Linked DNA regions of Homo sapiens: all the other regions are linked to region 1. A link is a loop called in an ENCODE intact Hi-C map of the cell type or tissue named here. Cell type or tissue: ascending aorta. All regions are shown on one strand.

The links. Hi-C counts contacts between places; a loop is a spot of excess contacts. Peaks named below come from ENCODE experiments on the same cell type or tissue, not always from the same donor. Only the 100,000 strongest peaks of a DNase experiment are listed, where the experiment ranks them.
Region 2: it touches region 1 in a loop (5-fold over the local background); 4 of 110 quality-filtered maps call a loop at or near these places.
Region 3: it touches region 1 in a loop (2.4-fold over the local background); 7 of 110 quality-filtered maps call a loop at or near these places.

The regions. Positions count from the first base shown.
Region 1 is chr6:1,620,054-1,628,053 of GRCh38, forward strand. It overlaps GMDS (GDP-mannose 4,6-dehydratase), which reads right to left. Exons shown (of 11, transcript NM_001500.4): 10 at 4,419-4,487; 11 at 3,753-4,178. The coding sequence ends at 4,116. Among named protein-coding and RNA genes, the nearest start is that of FOXC1, 14 kb to the left of the region's middle. RefSeq lists an enhancer at 4,435-4,544. In ascending aorta, CTCF peaks have their summits at 3,485 (motif pointing right) and 3,690; DNase peaks (open chromatin) are centred at 12, 2,547, 3,582 and 4,199; H3K4me3 peaks cover 8,000 bases; H3K27ac peaks cover 8,000 bases.
Region 2 is chr6:1,880,900-1,888,899 of GRCh38, forward strand. The region is part of intron 7 of GMDS (GDP-mannose 4,6-dehydratase); the gene reads right to left. Among named protein-coding and RNA genes, the nearest start is that of FOXC1, 270 kb to the left of the region's middle. In ascending aorta, no CTCF peak of the experiment used is centred here; DNase peaks (open chromatin) are centred at 3,582 and 5,008; H3K4me3 peaks cover 697 bases; H3K27ac peaks cover 6,404 bases.
Region 3 is chr6:1,783,537-1,791,536 of GRCh38, forward strand. All of the region lies in intron 7 of GMDS (GDP-mannose 4,6-dehydratase), which reads right to left. Among named protein-coding and RNA genes, the nearest start is that of FOXC1, 180 kb to the left of the region's middle. RefSeq lists an enhancer at 3,249-3,318. In ascending aorta, no CTCF peak of the experiment used is centred here; a DNase peak (open chromatin) is centred at 4,595; H3K27ac peaks cover 2,124 bases.

The DNA.
Region 1 (8,000 bases):
TTGAGGAACACGGTGCTTCAGTCCCGCCCCCGCTCTCCGCCCGAGCTGGAGGTTGGGGCGCGCTGAGCCGCAGCGCCTGGACAAGTGCGCGGGCCGGAGCCGCCCAGGCCTGCACCCGGGGGCTCGCGGCCGACGCATGCGCACGCGCGGTGGCGGGTCTGCAGGCCCGAAGGCCCGGCCCCTCCCTCAAACCCGGAGCGGGGAAGCCCAGGGGCTGAGAGCCTCGGCCCGGGTCGCAGGAGCTGGGGAGCGGGGACGCGGGCAGGCTAGGTCTTCCCACCTGCCGTCGGGGCTCCTCCCCGCAGCAGCAAAGGGGTCCCAGTGCCCGTGGCAGTGCATGCCCCAGCGGACACGCTGGCTCCCAAATTCAGAGATCAGAGGGGCGGCTGAGAACGGGGCGTCCGCTGTGTGTGACCCCTGACCGTGGAGGAAGGGCGGGAGCCGGGAGTAGGCGGTGGGGCCCGGGGTCAGGCCGCGGTCGTCGGCTCCCGGCAAAGGCGCTCTGGCCGGGGAAGGGGGCGAGGGTGGGCGGCCGGCCTCTGCCGTCGTAGTCATACCTGGGACGTTGAAATGGGCTTTGGGGATAGAGCTCACTCCCAGCGCGCCCCACAGGAGAAGCCCGCAGCTCAGGCCTGGGCCGTGCAGACCGCTGGGCGGGCTCGGGGCCCGAGGAGAGCAACACGGCGCGAGGTCCAGTCGCGAGTAATAACCCCGACAGCACGGCCCCTCGAAGACGTGTTCCGGGCACCGGGGTTGTGAGCGGGGGAGCCTCGGGCCTTGGGCCCGCTTGGCACGGGGCGGGGGCGCCTCCTCCAACTCCTGGAGATCAGGCCCAGACCCCGGGTGTTCTCAGGGGACACACTGTGGACGGTGGACCAGTTCCTAGCGCCGTTTTGTCCCCCATTGCCCCTGCTGCTTGTTAAAAGTATTAGCGACCCCCGTGATGGCAATCCACAATTTTTGGAGGGTGCGGGTGGCATGTACGGACGTGAAGGTCTCTTTGTGAGGCACGTCCACGCACACACAGGGACACTCATTTTGTAAAACCTAGATGGGCGCTGCCACCACCCCTCCATGCCACCCGCGTACCAATCAAGGATGCAGGTTGTAGAAAACACCTGGACGTGTGTGGGCTGCACCTTAAAACAGAATTCACCCAGTAGGCACTCCCAAATCCAAATAAAGTGCGTAGGGTGCTTTGAGACTTGGGGGGAGGGGTGTTAAAAAGTTACTTGTAAACAATACATTTAAGGTTATTTTCAAGTGAATGTTTAAAGTGCTGCCTGCTCCAAGCTCTAATAACACATTAGTGCGATAATAACACTCCTTGCATCTGCCAGGAGCCCTCCAACTGGCTGCCAGAGGTTCCACGAGGTTCGCGGTGGTTGGTGTAGGCGAAGGCTACTAAAAGGGGCGAAAAAGAACCCAAAGCCATGCCTGTGGGGTTTGCCAGCGCCGACCCGCTCCTCGCCAGCGCCCGCGGCCAAGCGGACCCGGCCTTCCGAAGGAGCCATCTTGCGCGCAGCAGCAGCAGCGGCTGAGCCTGAGCCCCTAAACAGCTGCAGAGGTGTGACAGGTTTATTATGCTGGGCCTAGCTCGCTCGCAATTCCTTAAAGACAAAGGGCAGCAGAGAGAGCCCGCGACGGGGCCTGGCCTACCCGGGTTCCACGCACCTCCTGCACAAACTCGGGCAAGATTGCTTTGCCATGGTATGTGAGTTTAACTGAAGGTTTAACTTTCTCAGTTTTTCCTTAAAAATATCAAGGTGGAAGATGTTTTGTAACATTTGAAACCAACAGCCAAAGTCTGGCAGAGCAGGAAAAAATAAGTTTACTGAAATTTAATTGAGATTTAAGATAGAAGAAACCCTGTAATAAGAATTGTCTTGAAGGATGTCCAAATGAATTTCTCTCATAGCACAGAAATAGATAAAAAATGCCGAAGTAAATCGATTCTCCTTTTCTCCTTTTAAACCACATACACCAGGAAGCCAAATGAACTCCCGCTCCTTCCATTACTCAGGGTGCAGGAGCAGTGAGAAGGTTGCAACCAAAAATACTTTTTAGTTTCCTTCAAACATGGATGCTGCCATCCGTTTGGAGAAGTAGAATTCAACATCATGGCTCAACTGGAGCTGCATAAACCCCTGCCTAGAATCTCTCCTGATTCTAGGTGTCCAAACAAGCAACACTGAATTAAACAGGGCCATGGCAAGCCTGAGGGCCCCTGGAATAGTCTCTCCTGGGTGTGGGAAGGGAGGTTCCGGTGGTCAGAGGAGAGGGGGTGCCTGCCCATCAGGGTCAAGGCTAAGAGGAATGTGACTCTTTGTGAGATTTGTTGGAGGATGTGTGTGACAGTGGGTTTGGGAGTTGGGTTTGCAAGTGTTTGTGAGAATGTGTGACTGTGAGATGGCATGTTTGTGGAGTGTATGTGCACTTGTGAATGGATGTGCATGGATGTTTGTGTTCGAGCCAATGTGTGAGTATGTATCTGTGTGTGTGCCCACTATCCCGCCCAGGCTGAGGCCCGGCCTCCCAGCAACCATGTGTTTCCAATTAGCAGCATCCCGCCTGGGAGTGCAGAGAAGGCGAGTCCTGGGACAGCTTCTGAGGAGCGGGTGGGCTAGCTCAGGCCCCCCAGTTCTGCTCCATCGAGGGCGAGGCCGCCCGGCCAGCAAGCTTTCACAGCAACTGGGCAGCCACACAAAGAGCCCTCTCTCCTGCGCCAGTCGTTGGAGACTCGGTCCTCCCCCAGATCATAAACCTGCCTGTGAAGACGTTCAGAAATAGTTTACCCGCACTCACACACACATGTGCAAAGGCTGGAATTCCATTTGCTATAAAGTTTTATTTTATTTTGCTTGGAAGGGGAGTGAGGGGGAGAAGTGTCCTGACCTAATTTGTTCTAGGGCAAAATACTGTATTTCATGTGGAGGTATACACCTGTACATGAATCCTTGCTTGCTGCCTGTGGGTGTCCTGCACATGTGTGCGTCAGCCTACCTGTAGCTGTACACCATACACAGCTCAGGAGCACACACCTGTGGTCTTACCCAGGCCACCTAAATGATGCATGCAAACAAACCAGATCCAGAGATCTGAGGCTGAGCCTTAAACCTTTTTATTATAGCTTCAAATTAACGCTGATGTCGTTCAAGTGCATAGCACAATGTCTGGCATGTATTAGGCACTTAACATAAATGGCTGAATGAATACATTAAACTGAGATTTAAAAAGTGACCTAGTAGTCATAAGAAGAGGCTGCAAATAAGCACTGTGTAAAAGATTCTAGACCACAAGGAAAGGCACAGGCTCAGAGACCTCTAGGTAACTTGGTGGCTTTGCCATGGAATGTTCCAACAGTATTTGCTTACCTTCAAGTTTCTTCTTCTGACCCCCCTCTATTTCTCAAGACTTCTTTTTCAGATGGGTGAGAGCCCTTGGGTTCTAATTATAGTCAGCAGAGACCAGCCAGGGTGTGAATTCCTCCCTTCTGCAGGAACTAGGTTTCCAGAGTGACTTGTCACCAGGAGGGGGAAAGAAATGTCCCAGGCAAAGACTAAGGAGGAGGCTCGCCGGAGCACCCCCGCCCCCCTTAGCCTTGCAGGAGTCCTCCCACCAAGGGCTTTCTCAAAACAGGGCAAGGCCTGACCACAGCGATCTCATTCCAAGGCCTGGATTGTGGGGTTGTTTGGGGACCCCTATAGCCGTGTTCATAACTTGGGAGAAAACATCCACACTGACCCTGTGAATGCTAGTTCACAGAAAGACCATTTTTAATATGAAAAGAGAAAAACAATTTGAAGGCCCCACAATTTGTTGTGTAACAACATAATTTCAAGTAAAGTGAATGTGATTAAAACATCTTGATTTCACAAAGCCATTCAGAGGAGGCTTCGACAAACGCAAAGCGACCCAAACCCTGGAGGGTCACATCCCGGCTGCTACAAACCTCGGCGGGGCGGCCCCGCTCTTGCGGCCGGGACAGCGCAGCGGCAGCAGGGGCCGCAGGGGACCCGCAGATTGGCACGCCGCTCCCCATCCCCGCAGCGCGTCTGCACCGGAGACTCTGCGGGGATTGTAGCCGGAGGGCGGGCCGGGCTCCGAGGCGCTGCTCAGGCATTGGGGTTTGTCCTCATGAGCTCCACGTCGGCGTGCACCATCTCCCTCACCAGCTCCTGCAACACAGGGGTGGGCGTGAGGGAGGAGCTTCTGCCACTCTCTCCTGGTGACACCCCACCCCGGGTGTCGGCCCCAGAGAGGCCTCCGCGTCCCTCGTTCCAGCTCCCCTCACTTCTCCCGCACCCCGCCTTCCGGGCTTTGGGCATCGCAGGCGCCTCAGGCGCCCGACCCTGAGAGCTGCCGCCCTGCAGCCCGGGGCCCCGCAGCGGGCGGCGTGCGCCCTAAGAGATACTCACATCGAAAGCGACCCGGGGCTTCCAGTTCAGCTTCTGTTTCGCTTTGGTGCAGTCGCCCTGCAGAAAGTCCTAGGGAAGAAGAGGGGGAGACGAAGCAGGCGTGGGTCGTGGGGGTGGGGGCAGCAGGTCCCGAGCCCCGGGAACTCCCACCGTTCCGCTCCCTCTGGGCGCACAAGGCTCCGGGTTTCCCTGCTTTCGGTCCCTGCTGTGCGCGTTCAGTTGCGGCTCTCGGCGCCGTAAATCACTAGGTCGCGGTTAAGAATGTGCTGTGCGGACCCGTGAGGACCGTGACCGCGATCCACCCCCAGCTACCTCCACACCTCTTCTCCCCAAGGCGTCCCTTGGGCTCTTAATGCTTTTTTTTTTTTTTTTTTTTTTTTTTTATAACATGAAGTTGTCAGGGACGCTCCTATGAGAACTGTTTGGAATTGCTGCACTTCTCTGGCTAGGAGGGAAGTGAGTAAATCACCAGGCGCCCCTCCCAGCTGCCCGTGTCCCTGCGCCGCTCAGCTCCTGCCGCAGGGCTGGCCGCGCCAAGCGCGCGTCCTACCCAAAGCCACCAGCCCCGCGGGGAAGGGACTCGGGCTGTGGGGCGCGAGGCCCCAGGACTCGGGGACCCCTCTACCTCGGCGGCAGCGTGCGACCCTCTTTCTAACGCGGCCGTGGATGTTTCTTCCCGGGCCGCAGCCAAGCGCGGTTCTTCCTGGGCGGTGGCTTTGGGCTTTTCGTACCCACAGTCAAGTCAGTTCACGTCGCCTCCCGCACACACGCGTTCATAAAACGAAACTGGAGTTTCACGAAGCAATTCTTAGGCTTAGCGTCCAGGAACGCTGTAGACGGTCTATTCTATTCTACCCCTATTCTACTCGGTTCGATTCTGTTCCTAAGAAAATGCCGATCTCGACCCACTTGTACTTCCACGAGCGGAGCTGCAGCCAGCAGCTCTGCAGGACCCCGCACTGCCCGCCACCGTCCCCTCTGGCAGTGCCTTCCTCCTCCCGCTTTCCCCAACTGCTCCACTCGAGGAAACAAGGGCATTTCATCTCCATCGACTTAAGAGGCTTCCCTGGAAGGAAGGCTGGCTAAAAGAAAACCAGCGGAGAAGAACTTAATCCTGCTCTCAGCCCCTACTCACCAATGTCTTTCTTACAGCTCTGTGAAGACTGACTGACATGAAGGTTGAGATGAGAATTTCAAGATGAATTACAAAATAGGAAAGAAGGAAGAAAGGAGGAAAGGAGAAAGGGAGGAAAGAAAGGAGGGAAGAAAGAAAAAAGACTTTGAGATACATAATTGCTAGAAGTGAGATAAATATTTAGCTTTTGCATACACAAATGTACTCGTCAAATAACACATCAGATGTGATTCCTCGAAATAAACCGAACGCAAAGGCCGTACGAAAATAGCCGATCTTTAAAGGTGAGAAATACTCGATCATTCTATTTCAGCTACATACAAATTAAAGAACAGCCTAAAAGGAGTTTCATCGTGTGAAAGTAACAGCCAGTCAAGCTGCCACTGAAAGCCTTTCCTGCTTATTTTCTTCAGACTTCCCTGAAACTTGGCAGGTGGGGAATTTGTTCTAGATTCATGATGGTCGAGAGGGCAGGGGTGGGACCTGCTTTGCCCTGGGTTTGGAGCTCACCTTCTCTGCTGAGCCTTCTAGAGCAGAGGCTGTCTGGATCCTGCTGAATGTCTGCACCGTGGGCTTGCAATGGGGCTGCAGCAGTACACGCAGCGACTCTCGCTGTCGTTCTCATCATCCATCACTACTTTTTCAAACGCTTTGCATTTCGCAATACACTGAAGTACCAGTTTCCTCCCCAGAGTGTTAATAGTACTAAAACAAGTTATTTCTGCTGGCCCTAAAAGTCCATATACAGATTCTTCAGGAAAAGTAGAATACAAAAAGTAGTAATTAGCAATTTAACATAGCGCTACAAGGAAATAGCAATATAAGCAGAAAAACGAAGTAATTTATTTTTCTTTCCCCTCCCTAAATAAACTTGTATATATTTCTACAGGCTTCTATTTTGCTATAAGCGTCACACAAAGATACTCATTCTTTTTCCCCAGAGGAAGCTGTGCAATGTGGAGTCATGCAGCCCATCCCTCCCCTCTCTCAATCCTATAGCGGCTAGACGGTGTGGAGAAACATGGTTATTGTTTAATCACATCACACTGGCTGTAAATCAACCAGCACGACATAGGATGCATTTCATGGCTGTGAACTCATAGTCAGCAAAACCCTAAAACCCAGTTTGGCTTCAAATAATCTTGGTAGGCTTGGGAAATGGAGCTTTGTATTGTAATTATGTTTCCTGTAGTTTTCTACAAGTAGCTCACAATATAAAAACAACCAGGGAACTACAATTAAGGAAAAAGAAAAATGTTTTTCAAAGGCTTAGAAACAGACCTTGCTACCATACACTGTAAAAGTATTTCATTGAAACCAGAGACGCACCCAGTTAAACTTCTCAATTTAGTTTTGAGCCTAGCTCCAATACTGCAGTCTAGCTGCTTCCTTTAACCTTCTGCCAAGGCTCTGTCTCCCTGAAATTTAATTAGACCAAGAGACCTTGGGAAGAAAAAGGATGAGGTCCCCTCAGAACAAAACATTGGCTCTCTATGCCAGCTGTTCCTAGGCTGACATCTGGACTGGGCAGTAAGCTTATGTTCCAATCAACTTTTAAGGAAAGACTACGAGCATCCCAGCTTGTTTTACACTTAACTGTTCCTGAAGGAATTTCTTACTTCTTCCCATTGTGTCATTTATAGAAAAGATATAGTCAATGGTTCATCCTGCAAGGTTCTAGGCACAGGACATACTTAAAGGGTGGCGTGGGGAGGGCCTGTGTGGGAAAGCGCACACAGCTCTAGAAGGAGAGCAAGGATGTGGATTCCCTTCCTTAAATAAGGCTTCCTCTGGGCTGAGAAGGAATTAGGTGGTGGCAAATGCTCATACAACGGGGTCCAAACTGCTGTGCTCAGATACAGAACTGTGAGGAGTGAGAGGGGAGCGTGGGCCATGATACACGTCCCTTTAATCTTTACCTCCCTCTTAAAGATTTTTGAACTTCCACAAATCCCCTCCAATAGGGTATAATCAGCTCCTAAGGACAAGAGAGAAGAATGAGCTTATCTACTGTGCTCTTTTCTTCTTTTTTGACAGTTCGTTTCCTTCATTATACATATGCTTACAGCCTTAGTATGACAATGGGGGCAAAAGCTGAATTAAAGTGATGATTTTATGTACAGCTTCCCAAAAGGACTTCCACCAGTGCAACTGGGTGGTCTGGAGCTTTTCTTGAAAAAAGAGAAAATAAAGCTTTGAGAAAAATTTAAAGTATTTCTATGTGAATATGACATTTCCTGAACTCTGGCTTCTGGTGTCTTCACTGTTTTCATTGCTATTCCTTAGGTGAACTATACGGTTTCAATATGTAATTTATAATTGTCAAATTCAATTAGGTTTCACTGAGCATTTCACAGCAGCAAAACAGCAGGAGCAATGTCTCCGTCCACACAGCCCTCCAGATTTCTGACTCACGGACTGTGTGTATTCATTTGACCTTCGGGAGT
Region 2 (8,000 bases), 260 kb after region 1:
ATAGACAGGTACTTAGTAGAAAAATTAAACTAGAAAGAAGGGTATGAATTGTTGATGAAATATTAAAGTAGAAATCCAGGATAAAGAAACAAAAGAAGAAAATCCTAGTATCTTAAAAATAATAGACTGCACCAAAAGTAAGATCATTCCAGCACTGCGTTTCTGAGATGAAGAGAAAATGTTAGAAAAAGGTATTTTTCTATCATCAGTAAAAAAGACATTCAACTATTAATTTAAAAACAGGCAGGAGGGAAGTGGGGGCACCGATAAATTTAAAAGACCAAACACAATTAGAAAAGCAGCCTTTCCTGCAGAAATGGAACAAGTGATACAGACAATAAACTTGGAATGTATACTGAGAACATGGGAGAAACAAATGAGCAGACAAAATCAAATAGGAGAAAGTATAATATTTCACACTATATTTTAACCCATTTGTAGCCAAGCTTGAAGAATCTAACTTACAAGATTCCTCTCCCCCAAAAAATCATTAAAAGATTAAAAAGAAAGAAAGATTGAAAATTAAGATGACTTACTTTCTAGGAAAAAAGGAGCTGAATATAGGTTTAAGGATTTTGAACTGCCTAAAGCATGTCACCATAAATCTGTCATGCAGCCTTGTAAGAGCATTACTGATGTAGTCAAAATAAGTGAATCTGAAGAAATAATGTGTTCTATTTTAAACTGCAAAGATGTGGTTAAAGTACAAGGCAGGTATACGAGGCAAATCAATCCACACACAAAAAAATGTTCTGTTTTCAGCAAACTTCTCATCTCTCATTCCAGTTTTTCAATGGGACTCCTCTAATTCTCATCCCAGAAATCCAACTGAGTTGACTGGAAATAACAAGATTCGGATTACTCAAATGACCAAGAGCATCTACTTTCCTGCAAGATGCACAGCAGGATGAAGCAAAAGACATCACTCAAGATCTGGCAAGATGACCAACAGTCAGCGAGAGATCTGGTAAGAATTACCATTAGAAGGAGGCAGACAAAACCTTCCAGAACCACAGACAGCAGTAAGATTCAAAGTCTCACAAGCTACAGTAAAACTCACAGAGTTTTTCCAAGACAAGGTCCTATGTCACCAATTCTTGGTCCACAAAAGATAATCTAAGTGATTATTTTTAAATACACATGTAAGTAGGTTTATTTCTGGTGAGTATTTTATTTTTAGAACTTCTTTTCTAAATCAATGAAGGAAGGCATGGGCTTAAAAAACATGGTGTGGTATTTTCAAACTGGAACATACAGTTTATGCTGTCTAAATTAAGCATATTTAGCAGGCATCTGGGGTCTGAGAATTCTTCATAGCCCTTGGTCCCTCAGAGCTGGAGGCAGAGAAAACTGACATACAATACTCTCAGTGTACTGCACCAAAGAGCTATTTAATTGGCTTTTTAAAATGGATATATAATATTGCTTAGAAATGCAAATATTGGTTAAAATTCCCAGTTTAGTTGAGCATGCACAAGGATATATGCGTGTGTGTACATAAGTACAACTGTATACACTCAAATATGAATAAATGGCTAGAATGAAATAAACCAAAGTGTAATGAGAGGTGCTCTTAGAATAGTATGACAAGTTAATTACAAGATTCCATATTTTGCAATTAGAATAATCATGACACAGAATCAATTAAACAGAAGAGAGAGAAATAATTAACGAAGGACTTTGCATAGGGAGTTAAGAAAGAAAAAAGAAAAAAATCCAATCTTAAGAACTCAACGTCATAAGCAGTGTCTAGCAGAGGGTCAGTGAGCAAAAGGATCCAAACACAATTATTACTGCTGATTATCTAATAAGCACTAATGTGGCCACAGACAGGATATTTAAATTCCACATCATATTGTCTTGAAGTCATTATCTAATGGATTTATAAGGATAAGGCAACATGACATAATAGAAAACTCATGGGTTATCCAAGTTCAGAATTCCCCGGTCTTTATAACTTTTAGGCTTAGCTCCAGGTTTTTCCTTTGGTAAAACAGAACAAATCTCTATCACGAGTGATTGTTGTGAGGATTAGAAGAAACTGTGTATGTAATCTAGCTTGGTTCCTCATAGGAACTCATATCATGGTAGGTATGCTGGCAGTACTAGCATGAGCCATTTCCTAGAGAAAAGGATTACTCTTTTTGCATATGTACAATTTGTGGCATTAAAAACAAATATATAAGTAGGACTTTGATTTCTTTAAAAATATAATTTTATGGGCCGGGTGCGGTGGCAATCCCAGCACTTTGGGAGGCTGAGGCAGAAGAATCACGAGGTCAAGAGATCCAGACCATCCTGGCCAACTTAGTGAAACCCCATCTCTACTAAAAATACAAAAATTAGCTGGGTGTGGTGAGGCACGCCTACAATCCCAGCTACTCGGGAGGCTGAGGCAGGAGAATTGCTTAACCCTAGGAGGCGGAGGCTGCAGTGAGCCAAGATCGTGCCACTGCACTCCAGCCTAATGACAAAGCGAGACTCCATCTCAAAAAAAATAAAATAAAATGATAATAATAATTTTATGGAAATCACAATTGTCCATTTATCTTTTTTATACATTGATTAATGGATTTTTAAAAATTAAACAAATTAAATACCTTAAAGACAATTTGAATAAAAAGAACCTTCCACATATATTATAAAATCATAGATTTTAAAAGCTAGAAATACTCTCAGATACATGAGCTCACTCTAAAACCCTGTTTTGCTGAAAAAAATCTAGGTAAGTCTAATTTTCACACACATACATATTTAAGGAGCAGACACAGCACTACAAGTCAGCTCCCCTCGTACTGAAAGACATTTCCTCCTACTTAAAAATGTACAAATTATTTTGTGTGCTGAGCCAAGCAATGAAAAAGCTTCACCATTAAAACATGAATATTTAAATTTTAACATTTAAATATATCTAAAAGGAATTTTGACCCCATATACTTTGTTTCAGTATTAACCAAATAAAGGGCATAAACTCAAACACATTATTACACATTTATTTAATCAAAACTAGGCATTTCCCAATCATTACAAAATTTATTACCTAGTTTTAATCCCAGTTCATTTAGAATAGATGGACAGAACATGGCCATCTATATAATATTTATTATACAATTTTTAACTAGTAAAGATTTTGATTTAATGTAATTACAATCAGAGCGAGAGCCTCAATGTAAGGAAAAGGAGCCACAATTAAACCACATATAGGAACCTGAAATAGTCATTTCCTTTCTCCCCATATATCTTACTTTTCTACCAAATGGTCCCAAGTACCCAATCAAATATCTATGTGAAAAGCAGATCAATACAACCATTCATTAAACTTATACAGTTGAGAACTTCCCTTGGGAGAATTATCCAAAGACCAAAACACTGCCAACAAAGGAAAATATGATATAAGAGGGCAATTTATATTTAACTCAAATGATCACACTTAATAAAAAGCACAAATCCCAGAGTTCTAAGGGGAGGAAATGATGTAGCGTTAACCAGGGAAAGTCTACAAATAGGACTGGTGGTCAGCTATGTCTTCACCAAAGTGGCATTTTTGCCAACAAGACTCTTGGCAGCCCTTAAGGGGCTAAGCTAGCACAATTGACCAAATATGGTGGGGAATGTGAAAACTTCGCAGATATTAGCATTTATTTTTGAGGCTAACATAACACAGTCCACAGGCCTGCCATCAGAGCCTGCAGCCATTAAGTGATAACTGAAGCAGTGGAATGCAAATAATCCATTGGTTCACATTAGTGTCATGCTCATTTGTAAATGTTCCCAGTCCTCTTCTGGCCCTTAGGGTACCTCACTTGCATTTTAGGGGCAAAACCCATGGGCAGTATATTTAAAAAGGAGTTAAATTATGAGCACACCAGTTAGCAATGATTTACTCATTAAAAAGTGCATTAGGCTACGGTGCCCTGAGCTGCGCGACCTCATAGCTGATCACTTCTAAAATGCTTGAATAGACATTATTTATCTACTGGCAGTGGCCCAAGATTTATCTATTTCAGTCACAAAGTTCTATCATTTATCTATACGCTCCCTAACTCAATGTTAAATTTTGAAATGGTGATTTAACTATAGGAGGAAACTACATTGAAATGAGTGAAAAATGAATGTAGCACTCTGATAAAACAGGAGATATTTAAGCAATCTGGCACCTCTCCTCTGAGATGTTAAAAGGATGTTTTAAGTAATTTATGAATTTAAGGGGATAAAGCCCTCGTTATGGAGAAACAAGGTCAGAAGTCTCAGAGCACTTGACCCAGAGATGCCATTTTGGACTCCTGATTCTGGAAAAGAGTAAAACTCTGTAATTTATTAGAAAAGCCTGCATGGAAATTAATTTACAGCCTAGTTATCTCCATGTTACAGAGATAAATATAATTATTTCTCATTTTGAAGTTGAAAAAGAAAAGCTATCTTAGAATAAGTGGATTCTCCCCCTTACTCTCTGGTTCTGCTTGTTTATCTTTATCATATATCAAATTAATGTGCCACAAATACCAGTGAAGAAGTGAAATGTTTAATCTGAACTTTATTTCACTTTCTCACACCAAGGAAGAGTAGGAGAAACCATGGGAGGGATATATCTAAACCGACATTGGCTGGAGACTACAAAGGCAAAGAACGAAGTGTTTTCATAGTGCTAAGACACTATGCTTTAGTTTATAAAGATCACAGTGGAAAGTGACGTGACAAGGTCGTGACTGTTCCTTGGTCTCCGAGGTTGCCTAAGTATTAGAGGGCAGAGTCCACCTTGTCAGTCTGTGGGCTGCCCGCTTCCCACGTTTAAGTGTCTGATGTTACCATCTACTTGCTATTCCCTACGGGACATCGCTCCTCCTCTGGTATGGAACGTGAAGACCACAAACCTTGTTTAAACTACTGCAGTGGCAGGCTGGCCTGGGATACCATGCTGCATCCAGCCGCAGGCAGAGGGGCCAATTTTACCCTTTCCTCTTGTTCCACAGCTCAAAACAAAGGAGTCTTCTGAACTCACCAGGCTGCACTGACACAGACTGAGTGGTTCCCAGACCGCTCTGATTACTGCTGTCTGTAGAAACGTGAAGGGCAGGGTAAAGTAAAGTGACTGAGCCGGGAATCACAGCATGCTATTCAATCTGAATGTTTCTGTAATTCATAAAAAATTTCCTGCTTGGTCATTTGTCTGAGAAAAGAAGAAAAGTTATGATTTTCCTCCTCCCGTCCTCCCAAAAGGTAAAAGCAATGCCAAGAATGTCCTCTTAAAATATAACATTAATTTCCAACTTGAAGAACTTAGCATACTTCCATCAAGTTCAATCTCCATTAGAAATCCACTGGGCATATACTTTTAGGACCTATCAAATCATTCTTTCTCAGTTGTGTAATTCTGTCGGAATTTTACTCTAACAACTAAATATCAATAAAAAATGAGAATGACCAGAAATGACACAAATTTTATTCTGTGATAAATCAAAAAATGTCACATATCATAGATGGAAATAAAACATAAATTAGAGACCCAGTTGTTGTGAATGCAAGTAGATTTTATATTATTAAGACATTTCATTTACAGGGGCCTATAAATCTAATAGTTACTTTATTAGCAGCATTCTCAATAAAAAATAGACTACTAGAATTACTAATAGCATTCTCAATAAAAAATAGACTGTAAGTGTATCTTACTGAGCAGTTTTGTAAGGAACAATGACCACCTTACTTATTTAATTTTAATAATTACACTGATTTTTTTAAATCAAGAATAAAAACAATATTTATCTTATATTTATCAACACCAGTGACTCAGGGAACAAACACTAAAGTTTCTGTGTCAGAGGTAATAATGTCTGGTTATTATAATAAGAATTAGATTTGACTCTTTCAGCAAATATTAAACTTTTTTTCCAGCAGCTCCAGGCTTTAATTTGAAAAATGATTAAATTAGTAGAACTCATTCTTATTGGTTAGCTCTCACTAACAATTGGCAGATTTTTTCTTATTTGCTCTTAGCATTTTTACTCTGAGTAGTAAAAGTGGTGGCAACTGCTGCTACTACTTTCAATTGCTGAGCAAACTTACAGATGTGCCAGGCTCTGCACTTATACAGATGTTCTCATTTATTCATCTTCACCACCACATGACATAAATACTTCTATCAGATCCATTTCACAGATGAGAAAACAGACATGTAGAGAGGGTAAGCAACTTGTCTTGGATTCAAACCCATGAAAGTCTGTTGTAGGGCCCTGTTCTTTACCACTTAGCAGCTATATATATTATTCAATAATACCTTTTTGATAATCTTAATAAAAACCTTGCAAGTAGATATCATTACCACTTTAGAGATGACAACGCATACTTGGAGAGGTTTACAAAATTTTGCCAAAGCTGGTAAAAGGCAGTGCTGGCTTCTGAGCTCAGGGTACCAGGAGGGATCTTACAAAGACTCCAGGTGTTAGAAGGCCATAGATTTGGAAACACTTTACAAAACTGCAAGTTATCAACGTTTCTAGGTATATTTTTGATTAAGTAAAAAAACCCCAAATTTACACCGAACATATTTATGTTCGGCTACCTCCAAAACAGGAAGAAAGAGCTATGAAGGTGAGAATGAGGTACCACGTGTTTATAATAACTGGATCCAGAGTTTTATTCTGTTATGAATTTTCTTCTGCTCTGCCTTCATTATCAATCATCCTTCTCTACCGGTTCCTTTCCTTCTGCCTTTAAATCTTAAGATTTGCTCTTCTAAACAATGTCATTGTCATTAGCAAAAACAAAACCTTTCTTCAACCCTCAGCAATTTATTTTCTTCTTCCTCCCAAATTACTTAAAAACTACTCCATACAGGTATTCTTCAGTATTTACAGAGGATCGGTTCCAGGACCTCCTGCAGATACAAAAATCCAAGGATGCTCAACTCCCTTATGTGAAATGGTATAGTAATTGCATATAACCTACATGCATTCTCCTATATACCTTAAATCATCTCTAGATTACCCATAATACTAAATACAATGTAGATGTTATATAAATAGTTGCACTGTATTTTTAGTTTTTAGGTTTTTTTGTTTTGTTTTGTTTTGTTTTGAGACAGAGGCTCTGTGGCCTAGCCTGGAGTGTAACGGTGCAATCATGGCTGTCTGCAGCCTTGACCGCCTGGGCTAAAATGATCCTCCCACCTCAGCCCACCAAGTACCTGAGACTACAGGGATGTGCCACCATTCCTGGCTATTTTTTTATTATTATTATTATTTTTTTTTTTTTTTTGAAGAGATGAGGGTCTTGCTGTGTTGCCCAGGCTGGTCTCAAACTCCTGGGCTCAAGCTATCCTCCCCATATTAGTATGTTTTCACACTGCTATAATTACTAAGACTGGGTAATTTATAATGGAAAGAGGTTTAATCAACTCACAGTTCAGCAAGGCTGGGGAGGCCTCAGGAAACTTATAATCATGGTGGAAGGTGAAGGGGAAGCAAGGCACCTTCTTCATAAGGCGGCAGGAAGGACAATGCCAGAGGAATGACCAGACACTTATAAAACCATCAGATCTCGTGAGAACTCACTCACTATCGAAAGAACACCATGGGGGAAACGACCCCCATCATCCAGTTACCTCCACCTGGTCTCTCTCTTACACGAGGGGATTATGGGGATTATAATTCAAGATGAGATTTGGGTGGGAACACAAAGCCTAACCATATCATTCTGCCCCTGGTCTCTCCCAAATCTCAGGTCCCTTTCACATTTCAGAACCAATCATGCCTTCCCAACAATCCCCCAAAGTCTTAATTCATTCCAGCATTAACCCAAAAGTCCAAGTCCAAAGTCTCATATGAGACAAGGCAAGTCCCTTCTGCCTAGAAGCCTGCAAAATCTAAAGCAAGTTAGTTACTGCCAAGATGCAATGAGGGTACAGGCATTGGGTAAATGTTCCCATTCTAAATGGGAGAAATTGGCCAAAACAAAGGGGACACAGGTCCCATTCAAGTCTGAAATCAGCTGGGTGGTCATTAAGC
Region 3 (8,000 bases), 160 kb after region 1:
TTCTCTTATTGTTTGCAATATAGAATCTGAATAAAATTAGTGAATCAAAATAATAAAATGCACACTGAATAAATTTAACCTTTCCTTGTTCCTTAGGAGAAGCCATGATGTTTTACATAGGTAGTGATAACATTGCTACAATAAATACTTGGCTATTTTAAGAGGTGGTAATTTTATTACTACTGAAAATAACAAGGTAGAGAGAAATTTGAAAACATTCAGTAGGTATAAGCTATCTGACAAGGAAGCTTGCTCATTCACATTAATAAGCTTCAAATACACATACTAAAAGGCCATGAGGCTCTTTGTACTTAGTGACAGAAACAACATTGCGATGTGAAGGTTACTCTGGGTGACTATGAAGCCCTGTCCCTTGCCCCTGGGTCTATGCAAGCCCTGGATTTTGTGATAACTCAGTAGGTTGTGACACAAGATGAACAAGCCTAAAAAAACCCCAAACCATGAACATGTCTCAACTTCACTGAAGGCCTTAGTTAAGGCCCTAACAGGAGTAAAAAAAATTAGGAAATTAAATCTGTTGTAATAAAAGTAATATTTGTATGTTATAGGTGGGCTATTTATTTTTGTCCATTTAAAAAGATTTCTGAGTATAATAATATGGGACAGAGAACTGAAAAGTCAGTTTGATAATCTTGACCAATCTGACCAACATGGTGAAACCCCGTCTCTACTGAAAATATAAAAATTGGCTGGGTGTGGTGGCGGGCACCTGTAATCCCAGCTACTCAGGAGGCTGAGGCAGGAGAATCACTTGAACCTGGGAGGTGGAGGTGGCAGTGAGCCAAGATCACGCCACTGCACTCCAGCCTGGGTGACAGAGCAAGACTCGTCTCAAAAAAAAAAAAAAAAAAAAAAAAGAAAATTTTCGCAAAACTCCTTCCCTTTCCCCTGCCTGAGGATGTTCGGTTTGCCTGATCCCAGGACTACCCGGGGCGGGAAGGAGAGCAGAGGCCAGAGCCAGAGGGGAGAGAGGAGACAGCAGATTTGGCCGGATGTCAGAGCAAAGTCTGGAGCTGAGAGGGATAAAACAAATCTGGAGACATCTGGGGAGATGGATGGTAGAGAAACTTTTGGACTTACTGCTCTGGGTCATGTGATTGACACCCTTATGCCACTTCTTCTAGAGACTGCAGAAAAGAATAAAACCATTTTCCCATGCTTCACAGTGTGGCTGGCTCATGCTTCTTTTGGATGGAACACTGAACTAAGGCTGACCACCCAGCAGCAAGCTTCCTTCCTTTGCTTATGTGTAAAGTGCACTGATGTCATTCTCCAAGCTACAACTGTTATGCCTTTGCGGATCTGACTGAGGGAGCACTGCAGAACACCAACAATTGCACAATTAATTGAACTACTGCACAATTAGTTTTGAACATTACTATTCATAAAATATGAAGAAAAAGTTACTTAGAGAATTTTCAAGAATAGTTCTGATGCAGAAACAATCTGTGCTATAACAAATTTTTCTCAAAGAAAGGATAAAAGGTGGCTTTTTAGTCTAACAGGGCAAGAATCAACATAAAACTGCTGGATAAAGCTATAGTAACACCTCAAAGTCTAAGAAGTTGACCCATTATTTTCTAACAGAGAGTTATATTACCTAAACAGGGTTATGTATATAATTCATGAAGCTCTTTGTCTTGCTATAACAAATCTAGGTGGTTAGTAATTGAAAAACAAAATAAAAACGTGTTTTTATTTGTGCTCTTAATAAATCTTCAGCATGGAATGTAAAAAATAAAAAAGAGCTCTAGATGGTAGGTCAAGAAAAATTCTAACAAGTAGCAAGAACAAATTGCCTTAAAACTTGGTAGCTTAAGACCACCATTTCCTATGGTCATGAATTCTTTGGGCCCGCAATTTGGACAGAGGTGTTGTCTGGGGCCTGAGCTGGGAGATTCCACAGCTGGCAGCTGTACTTGTTGGAAAGGCCGTTCACTCCTATGTCTGGAGGTCAGTGCTGACCTCCAGGCCCTTCTACGCAGCCCTCGCCACGTGGGCCCCCTTGGGCATCCTCCCAGGACAATGACTAGATCCCACGAGAGCAAGTCAGGTGGGGCAGTGTTGCCTGCCACGACCTGCCTCAGCACCAGCCCTGTCTTCTCTTCATCTGGGCAGCCATGACCATCCTGCCCAGCATCCTCGGCAGGGAAGGAGGCTCCATCTCCTGATGGGGGTAGCAAGGCTCTGGAAGAGCATGTGGGACTCCAATGTGGTCGTATTTAGAGCATAATCTGCCATAGTGGCTTGGTAGAGCTCATCTCTGTGAGCTTCAGCAGTGCTCATTTTCTGCGCACCATTCAGCACCCTCTTACTCCCAAGAAGGGATGACATTTCCTTTGTGAAAAATGCTCCTGGAAATAAATTCCAATGCAAGTGCTGATGGAGGAGGAGAAGAGGCTCAGCAGAGATGGTTCTTAGTCAGAAATCTGAAATATTAAGGAGTGAGATGTTAAATATGACAGCGGTAAAGGAAAAAAAAATTCACGTAAAACCAGCGTGCTGCTGCTTCAGCGTGATATTCCAGTGCCGTCCGAGAATTTGGAGACGGTGAAGGTCTTGGAAAGTCTTTCTAGTGAAGCTCAAGGTCATATAATCTATGCAGAATGATGTGATTTTAATAACTCCATGAAAATGTTTTATCATTTACAGTTCAATTCAGTTCATCACCAAAATTCATTAAATTGCAGCCATCAATGAGGTTGATAACTGTGATCCAGAAAGATGGAAATGCAATGCCTCAGTAAAAAGCATCCAGGAGGTCTAGAGCCTCGGCTGAGGGAAGCAGCACAGGAAGCAGGGTTGGCTATGGGCAAGCACCAGTAAGAACCAAGGCCAGCAGGCCAGGGAAAGAGTGGGACTCCAGTCTCTGGGAATAGGATGCAAAGACTTAAGACAAGCCCCTCGCACAGCCTGAGCAAGCATAGCAGAGGCTTCATGGGCAGGAGGGGACCTCAGCATCCCAGGCTGGGGCCACACACTGGGGCCAAATGAACTGAACTCTGGCCCTGAGTTTGTGATGGTTCAGGCACTACCTGGAGTGGCGCTGGGCAGTCTCCTCCCTACAGACTGAGCACAACAGAGGCCTGAAAAAGTCTCTGGGCCTGGAAGCTCGAAGCAATGCTGCCCACACTCCCAGGAGCCTGGTTTTGGTTATGAGAGCAGGAGCTGTGGCATCTCCTAAATGAGACAGTTGTATAGCGAAATTATTAAAATCAAGGAAATCTGTCAGTAATTTGTGGTTTTTTTTTTTATCACTGCAGTAAGTTGAAAACTATGATTACAGTGGAAAAGAAAAGAACAAAAGAATGACTACCAGTTACTCAAAATGTACAACGGAAGTGAGTGAGCTGACTGCAGGATTGTGACCATGAGCCACCTCACACGTACCTACAGCCTCGCGCCACTCTGCCAGCGCGTACCCACAGCCAAGGGCCCATCAGCAAGCTCAGCCCCGCAGCCACTCATGACTCTCCAGACTCATCTGTGTCAAAACAAAACTAAAGTTTCCCACTTAATAAAAGCGAAAGGCTAATAGACTTGAACATTTACTGCATGTTTTTGGGTATGCCTTAATCTCTCCCCTGGCTAAGCTGCCATCATATAAATCAGAGTCATGAGTTATCATTGTTCTAGTAGCAATAAAAATAATAATAAAAGCACTGTGAGGTCAGAAAATGTCAAGACCAGTCAGAAAAATGAGCGAGACATAAAACAAAGTATAAAGGACCAGCTAGGATTGGAAAAATTCAGGTACTGTACCTCCAAGTGTACTACAGCAGGAGGTAGCTGCCACTGCTGTTTTATTTAATGAGTCTCCACATAAATCCCAGCTGCTAACCATGTGATAAGTCCATCTCAGAACACGAGAGGCCCCATTCACTATCGGTGTTCAGGCCTGGCTGCCATTAATGGGAATTTCACTTACAGTAAGGGAAAAAACAGATCTTGAAATGTTCTGTTGGATCTAAATTGTTAGCTTTTTAATTTTAGTATCAATTGGTTTGACTCTTTTTTAAACAACAAAATTAATATGCAAAGTCTCTTCATCTAAATACATGAAAAAGGAGAGCGAACAAGTCCTGGATACTTGAAACATTTTTAATGTGAAGAAGGTATAAAAACATTTTCCTGGACACCAAAGACAGAATTCAGACTGCAGAGTAGAAACAAAGCCCACATCAATTTCATAAGCTGCCTGAAATGCGTAAATACAGAAAAGAGGGGATTTTGTTTGGAATATTTTTTGTGGGACACACACACTTTTGTAAACTTTTTAACCCTAAGGTTTTGCTGGCAAATGCATCATTTTTCAAAGAGGAGTGTGTACAGGACTGAAATGTGGACCTCCGCCTGGTGCTGGAGGTGCGGCTAGTGGGAGGTGGCATGGGAGAGTGTGGAGAAGGCAACCCGAGACAGGCAGACTGGGAGCCCAGACCTGCCACTGCCCACCGTGCAGCCTTGGCAGGTTGCTCACCCTTGCTCTCAGTCGCCCAGATGTCAAATTGGAATATTAACATGTGGAGGTTAGACAGGCAATGAGGAAAGGCTTGGCAAGCAAGCCAGAAACAGGCACAGAGAGGAAACCATGAGTCACAAGTAAGGGAGACAGAGGCAAAGACTGGGAGCCGACCAAGGCCACAGTCGGGAGGGCGATCCAGAGTTCAGACCAGGGAGGTGGAGGAACAGGCAGGCTTAAAGAATGCAGGGCAGAATTGCACAGGTAAAGGATGTCTTACGCGTACTGTGTACTCCAATAGATTCTTCAATTTCTTCAAAATTAAAAAGCAATGGGACAAGAGTTAAAGGGAGGCAGTAGCACATGAATGGCTTAATTCTGGGGGCATTTTGTTGGTTCCTAAGAGGTATGCATCAATTCATTCACAGGCTTTACTATCCTGGGGTTTCCTGGCAGAAATGTCTGGGAAGATCTGCCTGGAAATAGTTACAAGAAAGAGGTAGTTTCTGATATTACACTAGCAATGGAAGGGGAACAATAAGACCTGCAGGTGATGACTTCATTACTTCAGGTAAGAGAAAAAGAGCTTCTGTCAGAATTCTCCTTTTTCACAAACCTCTAATTTAGGGCTAACCTTCAATCTAGTCATTAAGAAATATCCAAGTTTCTCAAATGCTGGAATTTGGCTCAAATGCTGTTAATGGAACTCTATATTTTAGGTCAAATAATTTTAACTCTTTCAAAAGCCATTTGTTGGATTTTAGTTAAAATAAAAAAATTAATTAACTTAGATCTCTGGACACCCTTTCATTTTCCTCTATGTGTTAGTGTAAAACTGCAAAGCAATTCTGCTGCTACCCACCTGGAGTTAGGAAGTGACTCTGCAGACTGAAGGGCATGATCCCCAACGAGACAGCCCTCACTTCGGGCACCAGCCCCGGTTTGCGGGTCCCCAGGTCACCTGCACTTATAACCAACTGGTTATAAACCTGAGGGGTCTCCACCTTAAGTTTCATAATTTGCTAGGATGACTCACAGAACTCAGGACACAATAGTCATGTAATGACAGTGTTATTAGAAAGGATACAACTCAGGACCAGCCAAATGAAGGGACAGCAGGGGACGGTCTGGAAGGGCCCCAAAGGCAAAGCTTCCATGTGCTCAAGATGCATCACCCCCTTATTACATCAACGTGTTCACTACCCAGAAGCTGCACTGCCCAGGGTTTCTATTGAGGTTTCATTACATAGTCATGACTGACTGAACCACTGGCCGTATGCTGACCTCACTTGGCTCAAGGCCCTGACTCTCTAAGCCCATGGTTGGCTTATCTAGCTTGGCCAGCCCCCACCCTGAAACCATACAGGGGCCCACCATGAATTACAGAGACGCTCCTATTACTTAGGAAATGCCAAGGATGTAGTCTCCCTCCTAGGAATCAGGACAAAGGCCAAATTCTTTATTATATAAGTTAGATAGAACTTGACAAAAAATTATTTTTTCTTTTTCTTTTTTCTTTTTTTTTTTTTTTTTTTTCCTGACAGGCTCTTGCTCTGTTACCCAGGCTGGAGCACAGTGGTGCGATCACGGCTCCCTGCAGTCTCGACCTCCCAGGCTCAAGCAATCCTCCCACCTTAGCCTCCCTAGTAGCTGGGACTACAGGTGCATGCCACCACACTTGGCTAATTTTTGTGTATTTTTTTTGTAGAGATGGGGTCTCACTATGTTGCCCAGGATAGTCCTGAACTCCTGGGTTCATGTGGTCCTTCCACCTCAGCCTCCCAGTGATGGGATTGTGGGTGTGAGCCACCACACCCAGCCTAAAATTACTTTCTAATTGTATCTTACTGCTGGTAGCATAGCTAAATATTATGCTAGCATTTAAAGAAGTGGCATATCTGTTTAAATAATATCACACTTATATTTATGAGCCTCTATCATTTGTGATCCACTCTGGTATATTCTATCAGTCTTTCCCCATCTCGTATTCATAAAGATACATTTTTCTGTTCCTAAATATATGACATTGCATTTATTGCTATGAAAGTTCTTATTATTTTTGATGAACTGCTTCTCACATTTTCAGAGTCATCCCGAAAACCTCACTCTTTCTGTCAACAATCTTATCAATCCTACTCACTTGGTGAGAAATCCAGAAATAAATGGTCACACTCCAGTATGACAGCTCAGAAAGAAATTTTCAGCATTTAGGGCTTATTAGACAAGCCCCTCTTCTCAAAAAGAAGATGAGCCAATAATTAGCAATAATAATAATAAGAGCTCACAATTACTGAATGCCTCCAAAGTCTCCATGGGAGTTAGGCATGGTCTTACCACAGCCCAGTAGGGCAGACACTACTATTTTCTTTATTTTATAAAGAAGCAAAAGTGAAATGTAGAGAGGCTGAGTAACTTGTTCAGATTCACACAGAAAGTGAAGTTGGCTTTTAAAACTCTTTGACTCTAGCACCTAAACTCGTAGCTGCTGTTGGCTTACCTACCTGTTTTAAAGGAAACAAGCAGATAAAAATTTCATGAGGCAAATTTTACATGAAGTTTCCAAATTTTCCAACATATCGAGGTTTTCTATAGTTTTTCTATAGCGGTTATATATAGTATATATCGTTTTTGTATAGTATATATGTTTTTCTATAGTAGCTATATATAATTGTATGATTTGAATTTTCATTTATATCCACATGTACCGAGGAATATGTGGTCTTCAGTGAATGCCAGTTCATTGACAACAATCGTGATACTTAGGGATTAAGTGTGAAGAAGTTCTGCTGCTGCCTGCTTTACCTCTTGTGGTAGGCTGAGTAATGCCTCCCAAAGATGTTCATGCCCTAACTCCTAATCAGTGACTATGTTACCTCACATGGCAAGATGGTCTTCACAGATGTGATTAAGAGAATGCTGAGTTGGGGAGTGATCCCGGCTGTCTAGGTGGACCCAATGTCATCAAAGGGCTACAAGGCAAAAGGTCAGAAGACAGAGAAGGTAAGTGATGATGGAAGCAAAGGACAGAGAATGTACTTTGTAGGCACTGGAGAGAGCCACAAGCCAAGAAATGCAGGTGGCCTCTAGAAACTGGAAAAGGCAAGGAAACAGATTCTCCCCCAGAGCCTCTGGAAGGGATGTAGCTTTGCTAGATACCTTGACTATAACACTCATTTGGACTTCTGATTCCAGAACTGTAAGATGATAATTTGTGTTTGTCTCAGTTTGCTTGGGCTGCCAATACAAACTACCTTGTACTGGGCGCTTAAACACAGAAATTTATTTTTTCACAGTCCTGGAGGCTATACTTCTGAGATCACACTACCAGCATGGTCTTTTTCTAGTGAGGATGCTCTTCCTAGCTTATAGATGGTGGCTGCATTCTCACTGTGTTCTCAACCGTGGTGGGCTGGGGGAGAGCTCTGATGTCTCTTCCTCTTCTTATAAGGACACTAATCCCATTATGAAGCCCTGGCCTCTTGAACTCATCTAAACCTAGTGATCTCCCAAAGGCCACATC